Regions from separate parts of the Homo sapiens genome. Here region 1 is linked to region 2. A link is a loop called in an ENCODE intact Hi-C map of the cell type or tissue named here. Cell type or tissue: mammary epithelial cell. All regions are shown on one strand. Each heading gives the region's core, and the rest is flanking DNA. Links, peaks and the distances in the headings are about the cores only. Region 1 overlaps GPR39 (G protein-coupled receptor 39). Region 2 holds the start of LOC105373622 (a long non-coding RNA gene).

Region 1 (16,792 bases), core at 2,574-7,573, 180 kb after region 2:
AGGAGGGTGAATCTCTTGAGCCCAGGTGTTCGAGACCAACCTGGGCAACATAGGGAAACCCTGTCTCTATCACAAAAATACAAAACCTATCTAGGTTTGGTGGTGGCATGCACCTGTAGTCCTAGCTACTTGGGAGGCTGAGGTGGGAGGATCGCTTGAGCCTGGGAGGTGGAGGTTGCAGTGAGCCATGATTGCCCCACTGCACTCCAGCCTAGGCAATAGAGTGAGACCCTCTCTCAAAAAAATGGTCATTATGAAGGTGTATTTGTCAGGGAAGGAGGATAGAACACTTTATTGAACAATTCATCAGCTTGGTTTGTAACTTTAAAATATTTATGTGGCCTTCCATTTGTATTCTCATACTGACTACAAGTCAGAATTACCCGAACTATTGAACTGTTACCTAGTCTCACTAGCATATAGTTGAATTCTATAAATTACTAGTCTATGGCATTATGGGAATTTTTTTTTTTAAAGACAGGGTCTCACTCTTGTCACCTTAGGCTGTGCAGTGGTACAATCATAGCTCATAGTCGCCTCAACTCTTGGGCTCAAGCCGTCTTCCCACCTCAGTCTCCCAAGTAGCTGGGAATGCAGGCACACGCCCATACCCAGTTGACTTTTATTTTTTGTAGAGATGGGGTTCTCACTATGTTGTGTAGGCTGATTTTGAACTCCTGACCTCAAGCAGTCTTCCTGCCTCAGCCTCCCACAGTGTTAAGATTACAGGCGTGAGCTACCACACCGGCTATGAGATTTTATTCTAACACTGTGATTTAATTAGGCTTCTGAACTCATGCATCTGCTGGAGTCTGGCAGTGTTTGGCCGCTTCATTTAAAAACTTGATGCTAATGGCCAGGTAATTGTTTCAAAGATCACCATTGATGAAGTGTCCAGATCTATCAGCCACAAATGCTGTGAAGGAGAGAATGGCTATCTTCCATTTCCTTTGGGTTTGCTGTACTTTTAGTTCAGAGTAGCAGTGGCCCTTCAAGGTTTGAAAAAGCTGAAAACATCAGAGAGGATGCAGTGGACAAATATTGAGTCAGTCCTTATTAAAGAAAAGAAATTTTTGAGTGGGCGACATATCCCAAAAGGTACCAGTTTCCTAAGAGCCAGATAAGATAAGAACACAGATAAGATCTGTGTACAGATCTTAGGTTTATCAAATGGCTTCAGCTCCCCTACCGCCCATCCATTCCCTTTATTTAAATTGGGTGTCAATGTGATAGTTTTTAAAAAATTATAGAATAATCATTTAAAAATCATTCATGACTCATCATCCTAACACACCTGTTTTTATTGTTACATGTTAACTTACTCGTACATGTAAACTACTGCATTGTTCCAATCAGCATCCATATGTTATTCTGATTTTTTGTTTTAAATGTTACATTGTATATTTTTCTATGTTCCCATAGTCCTTATAATTCCCATTTTAGAGTCTATATAATATGATGACATGATTTTACATGCCTTTTTTTGTAACATGGAAATTTGAGAACAAAAGAAGAAACTGATTCATATCCCTAGATCCTTTGAGTTTTTATTAGTCTTATCACTCTTTAAAACCCCTACTGACTTATTTCCATGATGCAAGCAAGATAATTTGTTAATCAAAAGTTTAATTAACACACATACTAGAGTTACATATTTATTTTAGGCCAAATTTTAAAATGTAATAGACTTAACCTTGATATATGGCACCCCCATGTAATTGATGTATATAGGACATTTATGCCTGTTTTCTAGGTCTTTTCTTTCATTGCTTTATAAGGCTTTAAAAATGTATACAGGGATTTATTGTTGTGTCTTCGCTTCTATGACAAATTGTTTGCCATACCTGTGATTTATTTTTCACTAATTTGTTCCCAGAGAACAACCTTGAAATGTAGCTCTCCAATACAATGCTGACCCTATGAGGAAATGATGATCTGCCTTCTAGAAACACATTAGGGTAAACAGTAGACACTGCTGGTATTTGCACCAAGTACCAGTCAAGGGCAGGCCCCTGTATGAATAAGAGGCGAAGGTCAGTGGTCACCAGCGGGCTCAGGAGGAGACAGGGGCTTGTCTGGCATAGCCCACTATCATGGGCATTTCGTCAGTCACAGAGATCAGCACAGGAGACCTCGCAGGAGAAATGGCAAGCCAGAAGCGGGGGTGTGTTTTGAGGAAGGGGGTGAAGTGCAGAGATGTGACTCCTCAGAGAAGCATGTGGGCAAGTCTTGAAATAACAGAGAAAGAACTAGTTAGTAGATTAAAGCAGATTTTCAAATTACATTTAAAAAATTCTCTTAATTGGCATAGAGATCTCTAGACCAGGGCAATCTACATTTTTATTGAGACTCTATACTGAGTGCCCAGCATGGCAATAGCGTACTGCACTCACCCTTTTATTCACCCATTAATAGTGAGCACCCACTATGTGCCAGGCATGTGCTGGGCCTCAGAGACACAAAGCCATGAAGAAATGGTCTCCACCTTCCATTTTCTTCTGGTGTAATGAGAAAGACAGACACGCACATAAACCAGATGTTGCAATTCAGAGCAAAAAGTCTTAAAACAGTGTTAGGGCCAAGTGCCTTGGAAGCATTCATTTATTCAGTAAGCGTTTATTGAGTTTCTGTTGTGCACCAGGCATTGTGCTAGGTGCTGGACATGTAGGAGAGAACAAAGAGGGTAAAACTCCTAGCATTGTGGAATTGACAGCTTGGTGACGCTAGAATTCCTCTTAGAGAAAGAATTTTGTGCCTCTGCCTGTGTCTTGGAAAGCTTCCTGGAGATGCTGGCAAGGCTAAGTTTACAGGGCAGTAGGAATGAGGAAGTGGAAATGAAGGTGGGATAGGGGCAGCAAAGGAGTATGGGAGAGATAGAGGTGGAGCAGGGGCAGTAATGGAGATGAGATGGGAGCAGAAATGGAATGGAGTGGAGTAGAGAGCAGGGATGGGGCTGCAATGAGGGTAGGGTGGAGATAGGGTAGATTGTGGGGACAGGGATGAAGGTGAGGTGGACAGGCAGATCTTTTTCTAGTATGCAGAGACAAGTGTGCAATGGCACAGAAAAGTGAAGCAACATGGTTAGGGCCTGAATATATGCCCCATATGTAAAGATCCAGATGACCCAGCCAGGTCCCAAGGGGCATGTAATAGTGTTGGGCAGACAAGGTGAATGCATGAAACGGGCAAAGCAATGCCCCACCTGGTCAAGAGAGCTGCTGAATTTTGCACCTTTGGTTGTAAATTGCTCATTAGCAGAATCTGAGTAGCGGGCCTGTTGCAGTAACCGCCAGCCTGGTCTCTGTACCTCGGTCTTCATCCCTGTCCTATCCCTTCTGTCATTCATTAAATATTTACTAACACCTCCTAAGTCCTGGGCCCAGTAGATTCTGTTCATATATAGTTAATTTAAAGACAAAGTCTGTCTCCAGAGCCTAGGAGCTATTAGATAAGTTTGTACAATCCCAAGGAGTTAAGAGCTTTCTCAGGAATAGAAACCAAATCTAAGTGGAATGTAAAGAGGAGCTGGCTAATATTATCAGGGGCGCTTTGTTGCTGACATTTCGTTACAATTTTCTGAATGCTTCATGTATTTTCCTTCATTCTTAACTGACATTTTTGCTGAAGCTTGCTTCTCACCCTCTTGCTTAGAGATATCTTCAGCTGCTAGGCTCACCGTGGTCCAGGTCCACAAATCTCTCAAATTTGTATTATAACTATTATAACAATTAACTGAACATGTGTATTGGGTGCCTGCTCAGACTGAAAACTGCTTAAGGACAGGAGACTTCTTTTGGAGCCTTAACTAAGAACATTACAGGTGTTCCAAAAATATTTGTTTTTTAGCAAAATTGGAGCAATTAGAAAAGAATCCATTAAGTTTAGCAACTGAAGCAATTAGAGAATAATTCATTTTTAAAAACTTTAGAATATCAGAGTTAAAGTGTATGGCTTGGCTTTTTGATAAAGCTATTGACCTTTGGATTCCTTTTGTCAAATTCTGACTCTCCAAATATCACCAGCACACAACCAGTTGAGGAGAGAAAACTGAATTTATTGTTTGCTGCAGTAAGGAAGAAAACCACCTTGACAGCTTTGGTGGTGTCTTGGAACAGGGCAAAGCATGGTTGGAATTTGTTGAGAAGTGGAAGTTTGATTTAAGGCAGACCTAGATCTTTCAATGGGGAGGACTTGATTAGAATGGGTAAGGATCATGATAGAAAAGTTTAGAATTGGTGGAAATAGCAAGGTAAGGATTTTTGAGGCAGAAGACTTAAAGAATTTTAGGGAATAAACTGCTCTTGATGAATTCTTTTTATGAGAGTTCTTTGGGTCCTTTGAGAAGTTCCTATAATGAACAGTCAAATTATCTGCCTGGACAAGACTCTCCTGGCATACTAAGATGGTGCTAGTGATGACAATGAAATAGTAAAGTCATGTATGTAGACAGTAAGCTGTGTGGGGTGTGGATAGTTTTGGTTCTCACTTGCTAGCCAAGCAGGAAGTAATTGATGGCTAGAAAACAAAACACAAAAGGCTTTCTCTAACGTTTTGTTTGGGAGTTTGAATTTTCACTTAGGCACATGCAGAGGCAAAGAGGTCTCCTGTCCATGGAAATGTGTTTCATGGATAAGAAGAGGTCAGTCGTCAGGTTACTGGGTGCTGACCCCTGGGATTTGTCAAACACACGTCAGCGGCTGGCTTCCTTAACGGCTTTCTTAACAGCTGATGCCGAGTGCTGCCTGCAATGATGCAGTGAGTTTCCATGTTCCCTTGTTTCTGTGTCACATCTTTCTCTTGACATTTATCCTTCTATGAGATGTTTACTAATGCAGAGACCCACCAGATGAAAATGTCCAATAACATCATGATACTTTATTTCATATTTTATTGGGTCAGAAAACTGCAATGTCTCTTCCATTTCATGCTGACTGCCACCAACTCACTTCTAAGTATACTGTAAGAATCATGCCTTTCTTTAATCATGCGGCAAAATCTCACCCAAGGAATCTGAAATTGGTTTTTCTCCCCTTCTGTCCAGACACTGCAGCCCCAGACATCTTTTTGGTACCTTTCTGAGTAAAATGGGAGGACAATGGTGTGATGCAGATTTCAGCAATAAATAATTTTGTCTCTTACAGCCAGCTCTCCGCAACCCCCTGCAGGCTGTTTGCAAACTGCAGTTTTTCAAATACCACCTTGCATGGTATTAAACCCTCTTGAGCTGAGCATTGGAGAATAGTCAAAATAAGCTATTGAGTTCTGGGTGATAGCAGGTGGGCAGAAACTGAAGCCAGAGCTGCCATTGCCACACGGCAAGGTTTCTGCAAATCGCCTTCCTCCCCAACAGAGAATTTGACTCTGGTGCTTTCTTTTCTTTTTCCTTTCCTTCGTGTTTTTTTGTTTGTTTGTTTGTTTTGTTTTGTTTTGAGACAGAGTCTCGCTCTGTCACGCAGGCTGGAGTACAATGGCGCGATCTTGGCTCACTGCAACCTCCGCCTCAAGGTTCAAGGGATTCTCCAGCCTCAGCCTCCTGAATAGCTGGGAGTACAGGCATGCGCCACCATGCCTGGCTAATTTTTGTATTTTTAGTAGAGACAGGGTTTCACCGTGTTGTGGTCAGGCTAGTCTTGAACTCCTGACCTCGTGATCCGCCTGCCTCAGCCTCCCAAAGTGCTGGGATTACAGACATGAGCCACCGTGCCTGGCCTAGTGCTTACTTTATTAATGGAAGCTGTTTGAATTTTCATTTGGTTGTCTTGGGTTTGAGGGCTTCTCATCAGCCCTTTTTTATTGTTTCACTTTTCAAAAACATTCCACTTTGCTTCTCATCATCTTTGTTCCTCAGTTGAACTGAGAGCAAGTGTGATTTTAATGAAGCACTGATCCTTTTTTTTAAGAGCTTTTCAGCAGGCCTAGATGATTGGCATTTATTATCATTTTGTGTCTGCCTTCTGCTCAGAATATAAAGGAATCTTGGAATTATTTTCTCTCTTCTCTTATAGGCCCAAAGGGGTCTCACTTCTCTCCCCCTTCCTTGCTTTTTAAAATTTTACATCTCCTACACCTTCTAGCATCCCCTGGTACAATCTCCTACAGGCCCTTCAAAATCTTTTGGGCACAAGTGGCTGGGCTGAGTCAGACAGCTTGGAAATGCAAAAAGGCAGGCCAGGCAGAAAGATTGATGGTGGAATGTCAGCTTGCTGCCAGTGTCTGTACCATGTGGAACCATCAGGGTTTCCCTTGCCCTTTGTCTGTTCCAATATACTTTGCTTATCACCCAGGCTCTGGCAGGTCAAGGAAGACCTGACGTGGCAGCTTCTAGGGCTGAGATTTGCATGAAAGTGCTGGAATCAAAACTACCTGACTGATGTCTGCATGGAGCTCATAGGTCCCTAGGTTGTAACTGTACCTGCTAGGGCCACCACTGCTGATCAGCATAGAATTGATGCAAAGCAGATGGCCACCAACATTGAGCTTTCTGCTCAGCTCCTCTCCTGGCTGTGCTTCATAGAATGCAAAGGTAAGTGGGCTTTCCACTGGCACCTACTTTGTAATGGACATTTGATTATAGGCACTTGGCTGAGAGGCCTGTACATTTTTTAACATATTTACCTTCTGACTTTTCATTTCTTATCTGCATATGGTTGTTACCTACACCTGGGATTCGTAAAAGTTCATCAGGAAAGCACATGTAAGGTACCAGAAACAGTGCCAGGCACAGGGCAGCCTCTCTATAGCTGTTTATTCCTTTCTTTCCTGCTTCCTTCACCTATACCCTCTGACACCTCAGCCAGGCTGCTGGTTGCTAGTAGGTGCCAAGGGAATGGTGCTGAAGTGAGTGCCCTCAGAGAAGAGACAAGAAAGCTTTCTGAGTGGGGTTTGAACTTCTTCCCTCTACTCTGCCAGCCAACTGAGCTAACAGAAGTTCAGCAACAGCTCACCATTTCCTTTGAATCGGTGTCTCCAATTCTCAGTCTTCAAATAGCTCCAGCAGACAGCAGGGTTTTGTTTTTCCTTTATTTAGAACCAATTATGGTCTGGAACCAATTTGGTGAAAGGTGCCTGAGTTTTCCTTAGCAACCTAATTCTGTTTGCCTTATGTGCTTGACTTTTGCTGATTTTCAGCCCAAATTCCAGCTATGTCCAGTGCTCAAAGGTGGATGCCAGAGGAAAAGGGCTGGTGGGATCAACCTGCCCCAGGTGCTTGAACAGAAATGCTCTGGGAAGAGGTAGAGGGGATGCTATTTTTTAGCATGGGGCTGTGGGAAGCTCTGGAGGCTAGCTGAGAGCCATTGCTATCTTTGAGGCTGTGTGTGTGTGTGTGTGTGTGTGTGTGCACGCGCGTGAAATGCTTTGCCCTTTGATAGTCACAAGGGTCACCCATTCTTTCATTCTGTCCTCTGATACCTTCTCACCGCCACTCTCCCATTACTCTCTATTTCCACTCTGCTTTATTGTTCATCATAGTACTCACCTCTACTTGGCATTATGTTGTACAGTTATTTGTTTATAACGTGTCTTTCCAATTAAATGTAAGCTCTTTGAAGGCAGAGTCTTGCCCATGTTGCTCATTGCTCTATTCTCAGTGCCTTGAGCCATACCCAGTGCATATTAGGCACTCAATAAATATTCATTGAATGAATGGATGAGTGGATAGGTAAATGTCTTTGGTGTTTGGGACACCAAGCAGCAAGGTGAGAGGTTATTATATGACATGGGCTTGACAACAGGCTACATAGGGAGGAAACCTGGCAGATTAATGTTCTTTTAGTCTTTTCTTTCTTTCCTTCCCTTGCCTCTCATCCTCTACTCTATTTCACTTGTTTTACTATATTCTTAGGATTTACCTTTGGGCTGTTAAATAAATTTATTTACCAGTTTCTAATGATATCTTTTGACTTCTTAGCTATAGAAGATAATACAGTAGCTTCTTCCTTCCCCTTCTGTTAGTTATATTAGATCTACATTTTCAGGGTTTATAATATTTACCTGTTTTTAATCATAAATCCCAACTTGCTTTAGTCTTAGTCCTACATTTAAATAGATTCAGTCTTCTTCACTAGGCCTTTGCTGTTGTTTTCCATTCAACTCTTGGGTGGCTGAAAACTTCTTCCCCTAATAGTTTCTTCAAGACATAACAAAATGTCTTGAATTGTTGTAAGTTCAAATATGGTTCATTTCTTTTATAATGAATGATAGTTTTTGCTGGGTATAAAATTTTTGAGTCACACTGTTTTTTGGAGGACTAGTACCAAAGGTATCACTCCACTATCTTCTAATGGTAAATGATACAATGGTAAAGTCTGAGGCCAATCTCATTTTTCCCCATCATAAGGAAGGAGTGACTGCCTGCCCAAATATTCTTTCTTTATCTTTGGAGTCTCATAAATGTACTAGATTATGGTTGTCACTTTTTTCCAGGATACTCTGTGACTTTCAAGATGTAGTCAAGTACAATGTATTCAAGTCTTCTTTTATTTCTGGAAAATGTATTGAGTTACACCTTTAAATATTCTTTTATGTCTTTTGCTAATCTTCCTTACCTATCATTTTCTTTCTAATCCCTTTAAATTTCTTATTTCCATTTCATTCTGTTCTTACTTTTTTCAATCACTGTTCTTTCCTTTCTGTTTCTTTCTGTATTTTTTTAAATTATACTTTAAGTTCTAGGGTACATGTGCACAGCATGCAGGTTTGATACATAGGTATACATGTGCCATGTTGGTTTGCTGCACCAATCAACTCATCATTTACATTAGGTGTTTCTCCTAATGCTATCCCTCCCCCAGTCCCCCACCCCCCAATAGGCCCCAGTGTTTGATGTTCCCTGTCCTGTGTCCAAGTGATCTCTTTGTTCAATTCCCACCTATGAGTGAGAACATGCGGTGTTTGTTTTTCTGTCCTTGTGATAGTTAGCGGAGAATGACGGTTTCCAGCTTCATTCATGTCCCTGAAAAGGACATGAACTCATTCTTTTTTTATGGCTGCATAGTATTCCACGCTGTATATATGCCACATTTTCTTAATCCAGTTCTATTCATTGATGGATATTTGTGTTGGTTCTAAGTCTTTGCTATTGTAAATAGTGCTGCAATAAACATACATGTGCATGTGTCTTTATGGTAGCATGCTTTATAATCCTTTGGGCTTATACCCAGTAATGGGATTGCTGGGTCAAATGGTAATTCTAGTTCTACATCCTTGAGGAATCACCACACTGTCTTCTACAATGGTTGAAGTAATTTACACTCCCACCAACAGTGTAAAAGTGTTCCTATTTCTCTACATCCTCTCCAGCATCTGTTGTTTCCTGACTTTTTAATGATTGACATTCTAACTGATGTGAGATGGTATCTCATTGTGGTTTTGATTTGCATTTCTCTGATGACCAGTGATGATGAGCATTTTTTCATGTGTCTGTTGGTGGCATAGATGTCTTCTTTTGAGAAGTGTCTGTTCATATCCTTTGCCTAATTTTGTTGGGGTTGTTTGTTTTTTACTTGTAAATTTGTTTGAGTTTTTTGTAGTGTTTGGATATTAGCCTTTTGTCAGATGAGTAGATTGCAAAAATTTTTTCCCATTCTGTAGGTTGCCTGTTCACTCTGACAGTAGTTTCTTTTGCTGTGCAGAAGCTCTTTAGTTTAATTAGATCCCATTTATCTATTTTGGCTTTTGTTGCCATTGCTTTTGGTGTTTTAGTCATGAGGTCCTTGCCCATGCCTATGTCCTGAATGATATTCCCTAGGTTTTCTTCTAGTGCTTTTAGGTTTTAGGTCTAACATTTAAGTCTTTAATCCATCTTGAATTAATTTTTGTATAAGGTGTAATGAAGGGATCCAGTTTCAGCTTTCTGCATATGGCTAGTCAGTTTTCCCAGCACCATTTATTAAATAGGGATGCCCTTTCCCCATTTCTTGTTTTTGTCAGGTTGGTCAAAGATCAGATGGTTGTAGATATTTGGTGTTATTTCTGAGGCCTCTCTTCTGTTTCATTGGTCTATATGTCTGTTTTGGTATCAGCACCATGCTGTTTTGGTTACTGTAGCCTCGTAGTATAGTTTAAAGTCAGGTAGTGTGATGCCTCCAGCTTTGTTCCTTTGGCTTAGGATTGTCCTGGCAATGTGGGCTCTTTTTTGGTTCCATATGAACTTTAAAGTAGTTTTTTCCAATTCTGTGAAGAAAGTAATAGGTAGCTTGATGCAGATGGCATTGAATCTATAAATTACTTTGGGCAGTATGGCCATTTTCATGATATTGATTCTTCCTATCCATGATCATGGAATGTTCTTCCATTTGTTTGTGTCCTCTTTTATTTTGTTGAGCTGTGCTTTGTAGTTCTCCTTGAAGAGGTCCTTCACATCCCTTGTAAATTGAATTCCTAGGTATTTTATTCTCTTTGTAGCAATTGTGAATGGGAGTTCACTCATTATTTGGCTCTCTGTTTGTCTGTTAATGGTGTATAGGAATGCTTGTGATTTTTGCACATTGATTTTGTATCCTGAGACTTTGCTTAAGTTGCTTATCAGATTAAGGAGATTTTGGGCTGAGATGATGGGGTTTTCTAAATATACAATCAGGTAATCTGCAAACAGGAACAATTTGACTTCCTCATTTCCTAATTGAATACCCTTTATTTCTTTCTCTTGCCTGATTGCCCTGGCCAGAACGTCCAACACTATGTTGAATAGGAGTGGTGAGAGAGGGCATCCTTGTCTTGTGCCAGTTTTCAAAGGGAATACTTCCAGTTTTTACCCATTCAGTATGATATTGGTTGTGGGTTTGTCATAAATAGCTCTTATTATTTTGAGATACGTTCCATCAATACCTAGTTTATTGAGAGTTTTTAGCATGATGGGTTGTTGAATTTTGTCAAAGGCCTTTTCTGCATCTATTGAGATAATCATGTGGTTTTTGTCATTGGTTCTGTTTATGTATGGATTATGTTTATTGATTTGCATGTGTCGAACCAGCCTTGCATCCCAGGGATGAAGCCGACTTGATCATGGTAGATAAGATTTTTGATGTGCTGCTGGATTTGGTTTGCCAGTATTATATTGAGGATTTTTGCGTTGATGTTCATCAGGGATATTGGTCTAAAATTCTCTTTTTTTGTTGTGTCTCTGCCAGCCTTTGGTATCAGGATGATGTTGGCCTCATAAAATGAATTAGGGAGGATTCTCTCTTTTTCTATTGATTGGAATAGTTTCAGAAGGAATGGTACCAGTTCCTCCTTGTACCTCTGGTAGAATTCGGCTGTGAACCTGTCTGGTCCTGGACTTTTTTGTGTTGGTAGGCTATTAATTATTGCCTCAATTTCAGAACCTGTAATTGGTCTTTTCAGAGATTCGACTTCTTCCTGGTTTAGTCTTGGGAGGGTGTATGTGTCCAGGAATTTATCCATTTCTTCTAGATTTTCTAGTTTATTTGCATAGAGGTGTTTATAGTATTCTCTGATGGTAGTTTGTATTTCTGTGGGATTGGTGGTGATAGCCCCTTTATGATTTTTTATTGTGTCTATTTGATTCTTCTCTCTTTTCTTCTTTATTAGTCTTGCTAGTGGTCTATCAATTTTGTTGATCTTTTCAAAACACCAGCTCCTGGAGTCATTGAATTTTGAAGGGTTTTTTGTTTCTCTATCTCTTTCAGTTCTGCTCTGATCTTAGTTATTTCTTGCCTTCTGCTAACTTTTGAATGTGTTTGCTCTTGCTTCTCTAGTTCTTTTAATTGTGATGTTAGGGTGTCAATTTTCGATCTTTCCTGCTTTCTCTTGTGGGCATTTAGTGCTATAAATTTCCCTCTACACACTGCTTTAAATGTGTCCCAGAGATTCTGGTATGTTGTGTCTTTGTTCTCATTGGTTTCGAAGAGCATCTTTATTTCTGCGTTCATTTTGTTATGTACCCAGTAGTCATTCAGGAGCAGGTTGTTCAGTTTCCATGTAGTTGTGCGGTTTTGAGTGAGTTTCTTAATCCTGGGTTCTAATTTGATTGCACTGGGGTCTGAGACAGTTTGTTGTGATTTCTCTTGTTTTACATTTGCTGAGGAGTGCTTTACTTACAATTATGTTGTCAGTTTTAGGATAAGTGTGATGTGGTGCTGAGAAGAATGTATATTCTGTTTATTTGGGGTGGAGAATTCTGTAGATGTCTATGAGGTCTGCTTGTTGCAGATCTGAGTTCAAGTCCTGGATATCCTTGTTAACCTTCTGTCTCATTGATCTGTCTAATATTGACAGTGGGGTGTTAAAGTCTCCAATTATTGTATGGGAGTCTAAGTCTCTTTGTAGGTCTCTAAGGCCTTGCTTTATGGATCTGGGTGCTCCTGTATTGGGTGGATATATATTTAGGATAGTTATCTCTTCTTGTTGAATTGATCCCTTTACCATTATGTAATGGCCTTCTTTGTCTCTTTTGATCTTTGTTGGTTTAAAGTCTGTTTTATCAGAGATTAGGATTGCAACCCCTGCTTTTTTTTTTTTTTTCCATTTGCTTGGTAGATCTTCCTCCATCCCTTTATTTTGAGACTATGTGCATCTTTGCACATGAGATGGGTCTCCTGAATACAGCACACTGATGGGTCTTGACTCTTTATCCAATTTACCAGTGTGTGTCTTTTAATTGGGGCATTTGGCCCATTTACATTTAAGGGTAATACTGTTATGTGTGAATCTGATCATGTCATTATGATGTTTGCTGTTTATTTTGCCCGTTCATTGATGCAGTTTCTTCATAGCATCGATGGTCTTTTCAATTTGGCATGTTTTTGCAGTGGCTGGTACCAGTTGTTTCTTTCCATGTTTAGTGCTTCCTTCAGGAGCTCTTGTAAGTCAGGCCTTGTGGTGACAACATCTCTCAGCATTTGCTTGTCTGTAAAGGATTTTATTTCTCCTTCACTTATGAAGCTTAGTTTGGCTGGATATGAAATTCTGGGTTGAAAATTCTTTTCTTTAAGCATGTTGAATATTGGCTCCTACTCTCTTCTGGCTTGTAGGGTTTCTGCCGAGAGATCCGCTGTTAGTCTGATGGGCTTCCCTTTGTGGATAACTTGACGTTTCTCTCTGGCTGCCCTTAACACTTTTTCTTTCATTTCAACCTTAGTGAATCTGACAATTATGTGTCTTGGGGTGGCTCTCCTCGAGGAGTATCTTTGTTGTATTCTTTATATTTCCTGAATTGGAATGCTGGCCTGCCTTGCTAGGTTGGAGAAGTTCTCCTGGATAATATCCTGAAGAGTGTTTTCCAACTTGGTTCCATTCTTCCCATCACTTTAAGGGACACAAATCAAATGTAGATTTGATCTTTTCACATAGTCCCATATTTCTTGGAGGTTTTGTTCATTTCTTCTTACTCTTTTTTCTCTAACCTTGTCTTCTCACTTTATTTCATTAATTTGATCTTCAATCACTGAAACCCTTACTTCCACTTGATGGAATCAGCTATTGAAGCTTATGCGTGCATCATGAAGTTCTCGTGCTATGATTTTCAGCTCCATCAGTTCATTTAAGGTCTTCTCTACACTGTTTATTCGAGTTAACCATCGTCTAATCTTTTTTTAAGGTTTTTAGCTTCCTTGCGATGGGTTCGAATGTCCTCCTTTAGCTTGGAGAAGTTTGTTATTACCGACCTTCTGAAGCCTACTTCTGTTAACTCATCAAAGTCATTCTCTGTCCAGCTTTGTTCCATTGCTGTCCATATGTGGTGTCAGTCAGCCCCTACTGGGAGGTGTCTCCCAGTTAGGCTACACGGGGTTCAGGGACCCACTTGAGGAGGCAGTCTGTCTGTTCTCAGAGCTCAAACGTCGTGCTGGGAGAACCACTGCTCTCTTCAGAGCTGTCAGACAGGGACGTTTAAGTCTGCAGAAGTTGTCTGCTGCCTTTTCTTCAGCTATGTTTTGCCCACAGAGGTGGAGTCTAGAGGCAGTAGGCCTTGTTGAGCTGTGGTGGGCTCCGCCCAGTTTGAGCTTCCCAGCCACTTTGTTTAGTTACTCAAGCCCCAGCAGTGGTGGACACCCCTCCCCTAGCCAGGCTGCCACCTCACAGTTCGATCTTGGACTGCTGCGCTAGCAGTGAGCAAGGCTCCGTGGGTGTGGGACCTGCTGAGCCAGGCATGGGAAAGAATCTCCTTGTCTGCCAGTTGCTAAGACCTTGGGAAAAGCACAGTATTTGGGTGGAAGTGTCCTGTTTTTCCAGGTAGTCTGTCACGGCTTCCCTTGGCTAGGAAAGGGAAATCTCCTGACCCCTTGCACATCCTGGGTGAGACGATGCCCTGCCCTGCTTCAGCTCACCCTCTGTGGGCTGCACCCACTGTCCAACCAGTCCCAATGAGATGAACCAGGTACCTCAGTTGGAAGTGCAGAAATCACCTGTCTTCTGCATCAGTCATGCTGGGAGCTGCAGACTGGAGCTGTTCCTATTTGGCCATCTTCTGTATTCTTACCAGTCTTGTTTTACTTGTGTTGCTTCAATTTTGCCTTTATTTCTATAATGTTTTTATTTTTTAAAAAAAATTCACTTATTTCCAGATTTTTCTTAGCTCATATTTCAAATTCTTCTATCTTATCACATTTTCCATGAGCTCATATATATCTACTTTACCTCTCTCTCTCTCTCTCTCGGTGTGTTTGTGTGTGTGTGTGTGTGTGTGTGTGTGTGTGTGTGTAAGTGCTTCATTAAGTTTTTCAAAAATCATGACAAAGTATTTAGTCACATTTTTTGTATCTGCTCCATGGCAATAGTTCTCTGCTGAATGTTTTTTTGTTTGCCATTACTTTTCATATTTCTTTGCTTATTTTTCCTATAATATTGCTTTATAGAGCCTGTAGTTTTTCCTTCTTGATGACAAAGTTTTGAATTCTTTGAATTTTCCCCCCAGGCCATTTGTAGGAAATTTGTGTAGGGAAGAGAAGAGAACCACATTGCATTCAAGGAAAAATTTTTCTTCACTGCAGTGTTTTGTATGAATCCTTTTAGCCTTCACCTCTGTCCAGTCAATAAAGATGAGCAATTATAGAGCTGTTCACAATGCCAAATCTCTCTCCTCCCCAACTCATGTGGGAAGACTTTTTTTCTGCATATATGACATATCTGTGTGTCTCCTTATTCAACCCATTTTCACCTGTTTCTCAGAATACAGCTGGTTCCAAAGAGACATTGTTGACTGCATTTTAGAGCCCATTTCCATTGTTGAAAGTAAGGGATTCTGATTCTACACCTCTGGGTTGCTCCTCACTTTACAGTGTACCTTTTTCACTCCTTCCTAAAACAGCAACCAAAGAATATCCTCTCTCTGTTTCTGGGCTCTGCTATTTTTGGTGTCCTCTCTATTTACTTCATGTTTTACAGTTCCATGTCTCCTAGGTTCATCACAGGTAGAATTTGTGTTTGTGTCTCTTGTTTAGAGTTATTGTTAAAAAGGGAAGATTGAATGTTAGTCATGTGCTACCATATCCAGGTGGGAAAACCTCAGCCCTTTTTGAGAAATCTCTTTCTTCATTAATAGAAAGCCTGTTTTCCAACTCTCCTGATTCTCCAGGAAGCAGCTGTTTTCTTTTCTCGTTCTCTCCCTCTCCAGGTTTCCAAGTGAGGCCAGATTCCTTGTTCCTCAAAAGGCTTTACCCTGACCACCCATGCCTGAATCCTCATTGTGCTCAGATTCCACACTGGGTGTAGCTTCTACTGCTTTGATTGCACCACCTTTTTGTATGTGTATATTCCTTTTTGTCTAAATAATAGGGCATTTAGGGACATGGTCTGGGGCAGAAACACTCTGTATCCTCTCTGCTACTAGCATGTCACTCCATGTTGTAGGTGCTGCATACATGATCATGAATTATTCCCTTCTAGGGAATTCTTATTGAATTAGATAGCTGTGTACTTGGCATGCATTATATTTGACACATACTCAGTCACGAAGACTTGATAATGCATAGACTGCTTCTGATAAAGAACTGTGGGTAAGTGCCCTCTTGAACTTATATGACACTGAGCAATGTCATTAGAAATAACTTCAGCTTTTAGTTGTCTCCAGGATTACGTAGATCAGTGATCCTTCCAAAACGATACCTGCTAGTTACAGCCTTTGGGATCAAATCACAATGTTCCTGGTAGCCTGCATCCTGCATACTTTAGTCATGTTCCAGAGTATCAGACCTAAAAGTAAAAGGAGCTAATGAGGCCAGTGACTCTCACAGGGTTTCCCACTGCTTCCTAAGTAGAAGCATTTTAAAATTTGGGATTTTAGGGTAAATGGTTTGAAAAACAAACAAATGAAAAACCTGCATAGGATTCTAGTATAACTTCCTAGCAATATGTCTCCTCATCTCTACCCTTGCTCCCAGACTCCTAAAGATCCCTGGTTTAGTCCGATGCCTGTGTTTTAGCTGTAGAAAGCTGGCACAGAGGGGCACAGTAACTCATTTAAGGTCATACATCCTATGCATTTTTCCTGAATGGCTGTACCATTTTTGCCCTTCATGTAGTCCACAGATGGACAATTTCTTGATAGATGAATCTGATGTGTCTGAAAGTTGGCTTATGCTAAAGTTAGGCTTGATGTCTGGGCTGGGGGAGAGGGGAGAAGATGCTGTTGTAGAAAAAAAGGAGTCATTGGAGTAGAATGGAAAATGTACATTTGACACCAATCAATAAGCCAATGCTTAAACTGAGATTTCCAAACATGATAAAGGGGTGGAAAAGATAAAATAGTAATTCAAACCATAGCAGCCTCCTTGACCCCAGTCAGTAGGAGACTCAGTGGAACAAATGGTTGCTTTTCCAAATTAAAAAAGAAAAA
Region 2 (5,000 bases), core at 1-5,000:
AGAGAAAGACAGTAAGACAGAAGACAGACAAAGAGAGAGAGAGACAGGCAGAGAGAGAGAGAGACAGAGAGACAGAGACAGAGAAACACACAGGCAAAGAGAGAGAGAAAAAAACAGGGAGAGACAGACAGACAGACAGGGAGAGAGAGAGAGAGAGGCCGACAGACAGACAGACAGGCAGAGAAAGAGAATAAGACAGAAGACAGACACTGTGAGAGAGACAGAGAGAGAGATAGACAGAGACAGCGAGACAGAGAAAGAAAGAGAGATACAGACAGACAGACAAAGAGACAGAGAAAGACAGAGACGGACAGAGAGAAACAAAGAGAGAGAGACAGAGAGAGAAAGAGAGAGACAGGCAGGCAGAGAAAGACAGAAGACAGACACAGTGAGACAGGCAGAGAGAGAGAGAGACACAGAGAGAGAGAGACAGAGAGAAAGAAAGAGACAGAGAGAGATGGACAGAGAGAAACAGAGAGAGGGACAGCGAGAAACAGAGAGAGAGACAGAGACAGAGACAGACAGAAACAGACAGACAAACAGGGAGAGAGAGAGAGAGACAGACAGGCATAGAGAGAGAGACAGGCAGGCAGAGAAAGGGAGTAAGACAGAAGACACACACAGTGAGAAAGACAGGCAGAGAGAGAGAGAAATAGGCAGAGAGAGAGAGACAGAGAGAGTGAGAGAGAAAACAGAGAAAGAGAGAGACAGAGACAGACAGAGAGACAGAGAGAGGAGCAGGAAGGGCGTGCTCAGGAAATAATTACACATATTTTATAACGCTTTTGATCCCGTAAACGGTGGCCGAGGTGTGCTTTGAAAACAACAACAACAGCAACAAGAGCAGCAGCAGCATTCGCTTACGGGTTTCTAGAACATAAGATGTTCTGAAGTCTAGTAAACATCAACGGGCTCTCACTACACGTTGAGAGATTCACAAAAGCTCTAGTTAACAGGAGAAAACAGCAGCTAATGTGTCTTGGGGAAAATATACGTCTTCCTGAAAATTGCGGATTTCTACTTCACCTGAAAAGAAATACATACGAAAAAGGAAAAACACGAACAAAACAAAACAAGCCAACGAACACGGGCCAATGCACCGTCCCTGGAAATCTTAAGTGAGCAAAGTATTAGTTTTCAGAAACCGTTTCTATTTTGGGCAAATGCTAAGAAGGCCCAGATTAGAGCTGTGACGCCCTTCCCATTGTGAAACTATGTTGGCCGGAGGGAGGAGAAACTAAAACATCATGATAAAAGGTGATTGAGACCCAGCCAGAGTGAAGCTTTCCTAGGGAGGGAGGCCTGAGGAGGGAAGCGGGGGAAGAAACCCACAACTGCAGACCCGCCCGCTTGCCCACGCGGGTCAAGGGCTATGCCATCGGCCCAAGCTGCCTCTGGGGAAGTGGGACCGTGCCACCCCCATCTTCAAAAACGGTGACCACTGAGTGAGGCCTGACGCCCACCGATGCAAATGTCAGCCTGGCAAGAATGAGATCGCCGGCAAGGGGTGGGGGAAGGGGAGAGAAGACGGAGGCACACCGGGGTGGCTCCGGAAGGTTTCCAAGCAGGGTGTTGGGAGGCGGGGGGTGGGGGTTTGGGGGGAACCCACCTAACTGACTCACTAAATGAAGGTAAAGGGACGTGGGTAGTGGGGGGAGCCGAGGGGCGACTTGAAAATTAAACTGACCCCTCCTAAATCCCAAGTAGAAGAGTCTATGCACACGAAAGAAACCAACACACAAAGAAAACTAAAGCTCTGATCAAAGAACAATAGGGCCCCAGCCAGGGCAGAGGTTCCCTAGGCAACGAGGGAGAGAGGGAGGGGCCTCCAGAAGGGAGAGAGAGAAACCGGTTGCCCCAGGTTCGGTGAAGTCTGGGAGACCTCCCTCTGTGTCACCTCGACTTTCAATAACAGTGGCCGCTAGGTGATGCCCGAAGACAACCGATGCCTGCAAATGTCAGTCAGCACGGAAAAGAATGTATGTATGTATGTATGTATGTATGTATGTATGTATGTATGTATGTATGTATTTATTTATAGACAGAGTCTCACTCACTCTACAGCCTGGGCTGTAGTGCAGTGGTGCGATCTCAGCTCACTGCAGCCTCCGCCTCCCAGGTTCAAGCGATTCTCCAGCCTCAGCCTCCCAAGTAGCTGGCATTACAGGCACCTGCCCCACCGCTCCTGACTCAGTTTTGTATTTTTAGTAGAGACGGGGTTTCGCTGTGTTGGCAAGGTTGGTCTCGAACTCCCAACCTCAGGTGATCCACCCGCCTCGGCGTCCCAAAGTGCTGGGATGACAGATGTGAGCCACCACGCCCGGCCTTAACCGTTTACTTTTAAGTTGAGGAACTTATCAGGGAAATATGAGAAGTACAGACGCCACACGTGACAGACAGAAAAGTCTGAAAATGCCCCTTGCATCCAAGTGGGGACCCGGCCTCGACCTCCCGAAATCATACACCGAGTGGGGAAGCCCAGCAAGGCCCGTCTGTCTAGATTCTTCTCAGCCTCTCTAAGCACCTAAGCATGCACTTCTCACTTTCGTGGAAGGGGCAGAGCCCTCCCCGTCATGAGGTGTCTGACAGACTGACACAGAAAGAGACAGACATAGAAAGACAGAGACGGACAGAGAGAGATAGAGAGAAACAGACAGAAAGAGAGAGAGATGGAGAGTGAGTGAGAGAGAGAGAGACATGGAGGGAGAGAGACAGAAAGGCAGAGAAAAAGAGTAAGACAGAAGACACAGTGAGAGAGACAGGCAGAGAGAGAGAGAGACAGAGACAAAGACAAAGAAAGAGAGAGAAAGAGACGGACAGAGAGAGACAGAAACAGAAAGAGAGAGAGAGAGAAACAGAAAGGGAGGGAGAGAGACAGAGACAGAGAGACTGACAGACAGATAGGCAGAGAAAGAGAGTAAGACAGAAGACAGATACAGTGAGAGAGACAGGCAGAGAGAGACAGAGGGAGAGACAGACAGAGAAAGAGACAGAGAGAGAAAGCAGAGATGGAGAGAGAGAGACAGACAGAAACAGAAAGAGAGAGAGACAGAGACAGAGAGAAGCAGACAGACAGGGAGGGAGGGAGACAGACAGAGAGAGGGAGACAGACAGAGAATGGGAGACAGACAGACAGGCAGAGAAAGAGAGTAAGACAGAAGATAGGCACAGACAGAGAGACAGGCACAGAGAGAGAGACAGACAGATAGAGAAAAAGAAAGAGACAAGCCGGGCACGATGGCTCATGCTTGTCATCCCAGCACTTTGGGAGGCCGAGGTGGGTGGATCACGAGGTCAGGAGATCAAGACCATCCTGGCTAACACGGTGAAACCCCGTCTATACTAAAAATACAAAAAATATAGCCAGGTGTGGTGGCGGGTGCCTGTAGTCCCAGCTACTCGGGAGGCTGAGGCAGGAGAATGGCATGAATCTGGGAGGTGGAGGTTGCAGTGAGCCGAGATCGTGCCACAGAAAAAGAAAGAGAGAGACAGACAGACAGAGGAAGACAGAGACAGACAGAGAGAGACAGAGAGAAACAGAGATAGAGAGAGACAGAGAGAAACAGACAGAAATTGAGAGAGACAGAGAGAGAGAAACAGAAAGGCAGGGAGGGAGAGAGAGACAGATAAACAAAGAAAGAGAGTAACACAGAAGAGAGACACAGTGAGAGAGACAGGCAGAGAGAGAGAGACAGAGACAGAGAGAAAGACAAAGAGAGAGAAAGAGACGGACAGAGAGAGACAAAGAGAAAGAGAGACAGAGAGAGAAACAGAAAGGGAGGGGGACAGACAGACAGAGAGAGAGAGACTGACAGATAGGCAGAGAAAGAGAGTAAGACAGAAGACAGACACAGTGAGAGAGACAGAGACAGAGAGACAGACAGAGAAAGAAAGGGAGGGACAGAGAAAGAGACAGAGAGAGAAAGACAGAGATGGACAAAGAGAGACAGACAGAAACAGAAAGAGAGAGAGACAGACAGAGAGAAACAGAGAGGGAGGGAGGGAGACAGACAGAGAAAGAGAGACAGACAGACAGGCAGAGAAAGAGAGTAAGACAGAAGATAGGCACAGAGAGAGAGAGAGAGACAGACAGAGAGACACAGAAAAAGAAAGAGAGAGGCAGACAGAGAAAGACACAGACAGAGAAAAACAGAGATGGACAGAGAGAGACAGAGAGAAACAGACAGAGAGAGACAGACAGATGGGCAGAGAAAGAGAGTAAGACAGAAGACAGACACAGTGAGACAGGCAGAGAGAGAGAGAAAGACAGAAGTCAGACACAGTGAGACAGGCAGAGAGAGAGAGAGAGACAGACAGACAAAGAGACAGAGAGAGACAGACAGAGAGAGAGAGAAACAGGAAACAGAGAAACAGAGAGAAACAGGAAACAGAGAAACAGAGAGAAACAGAAAGGGAGGGAGAGAGAGAGACAGACAGATGGACAGGCAGAGGAGAGTAAGACAGAAGACAGACATAGTGAGAGAGACAGGCAGAGAGACAGAGAGACAGAGACAGAAAGAGACAGAGAAAGACAGGGATGGACAGAGAGAGACACTGAGAAACAGAAAGAGAGAGAGACAGAGAGAAACAGACAGAGAGAAAGTGAGAGAGAGAGAGAGAGAAACAGAAAGGGAGGGAGAGACAGAGACAGGCAGAGAAAGTAAGACAGAAGATAGGCACAGAGAGCAAGAGACAGAGAGAGAGAGACAGACAGAGACACAGAGAAATAAAGAGAGAAGCAGACAGACAGAGAAAGAGACAGACAGAGAAAAACAGAGACAGAGAGAGACACAGAGAAACAGACAGCGAGGGAGAGAGAGAGACAGACGGGCAGAGAAAGTGAGTAAGGCAGAAGACAGACACAGTGAGAGAGGCAGAGAGAGAGAGAGACAGAGAGACAGAGAGACAGAGACAGAGAGAAAGAAAGAGACAGACAGACAGAGAAAGAGACACAGAGAGAAAGACAGAGACGAACAGAGAGAGACAGAGAGAAACAGATA

The links. Hi-C counts contacts between places; a loop is a spot of excess contacts. Peaks named below come from ENCODE experiments on the same cell type or tissue, not always from the same donor. Only the 100,000 strongest peaks of a DNase experiment are listed, where the experiment ranks them.
Region 1: a loop joins it to region 2, with 16 times the contacts of the local background. A loop is called at or near these places in 11 of 110 quality-filtered maps.

Annotation. Positions count from the first base shown.
Region 1 is chr2:132,443,837-132,460,628 of GRCh38, forward strand. All of the region lies in intron 1 of GPR39 (G protein-coupled receptor 39), which reads left to right. Among named protein-coding and RNA genes, the nearest start is that of MIR9986, 19 kb to the left of the region's middle. In mammary epithelial cell, for the core only: a CTCF peak has its summit at 5,165 (motif pointing left); no DNase peak of the experiment used is centred there.
Region 2 is chr2:132,266,764-132,271,763 of GRCh38, forward strand. LOC105373622 (a long non-coding RNA gene) reads left to right here and starts at 1,858. Exons shown (of 3, transcript XR_923341.3): 1 at 1,858-1,979. RefSeq lists enhancers at 904-1,416, 1,417-1,928, 3,451-4,392. In mammary epithelial cell, for the core only: a CTCF peak has its summit at 1,926 (motif pointing right); DNase peaks (open chromatin) are centred at 1,158 and 1,848; H3K4me3 peaks cover 345 bases; H3K27ac peaks cover 549 bases.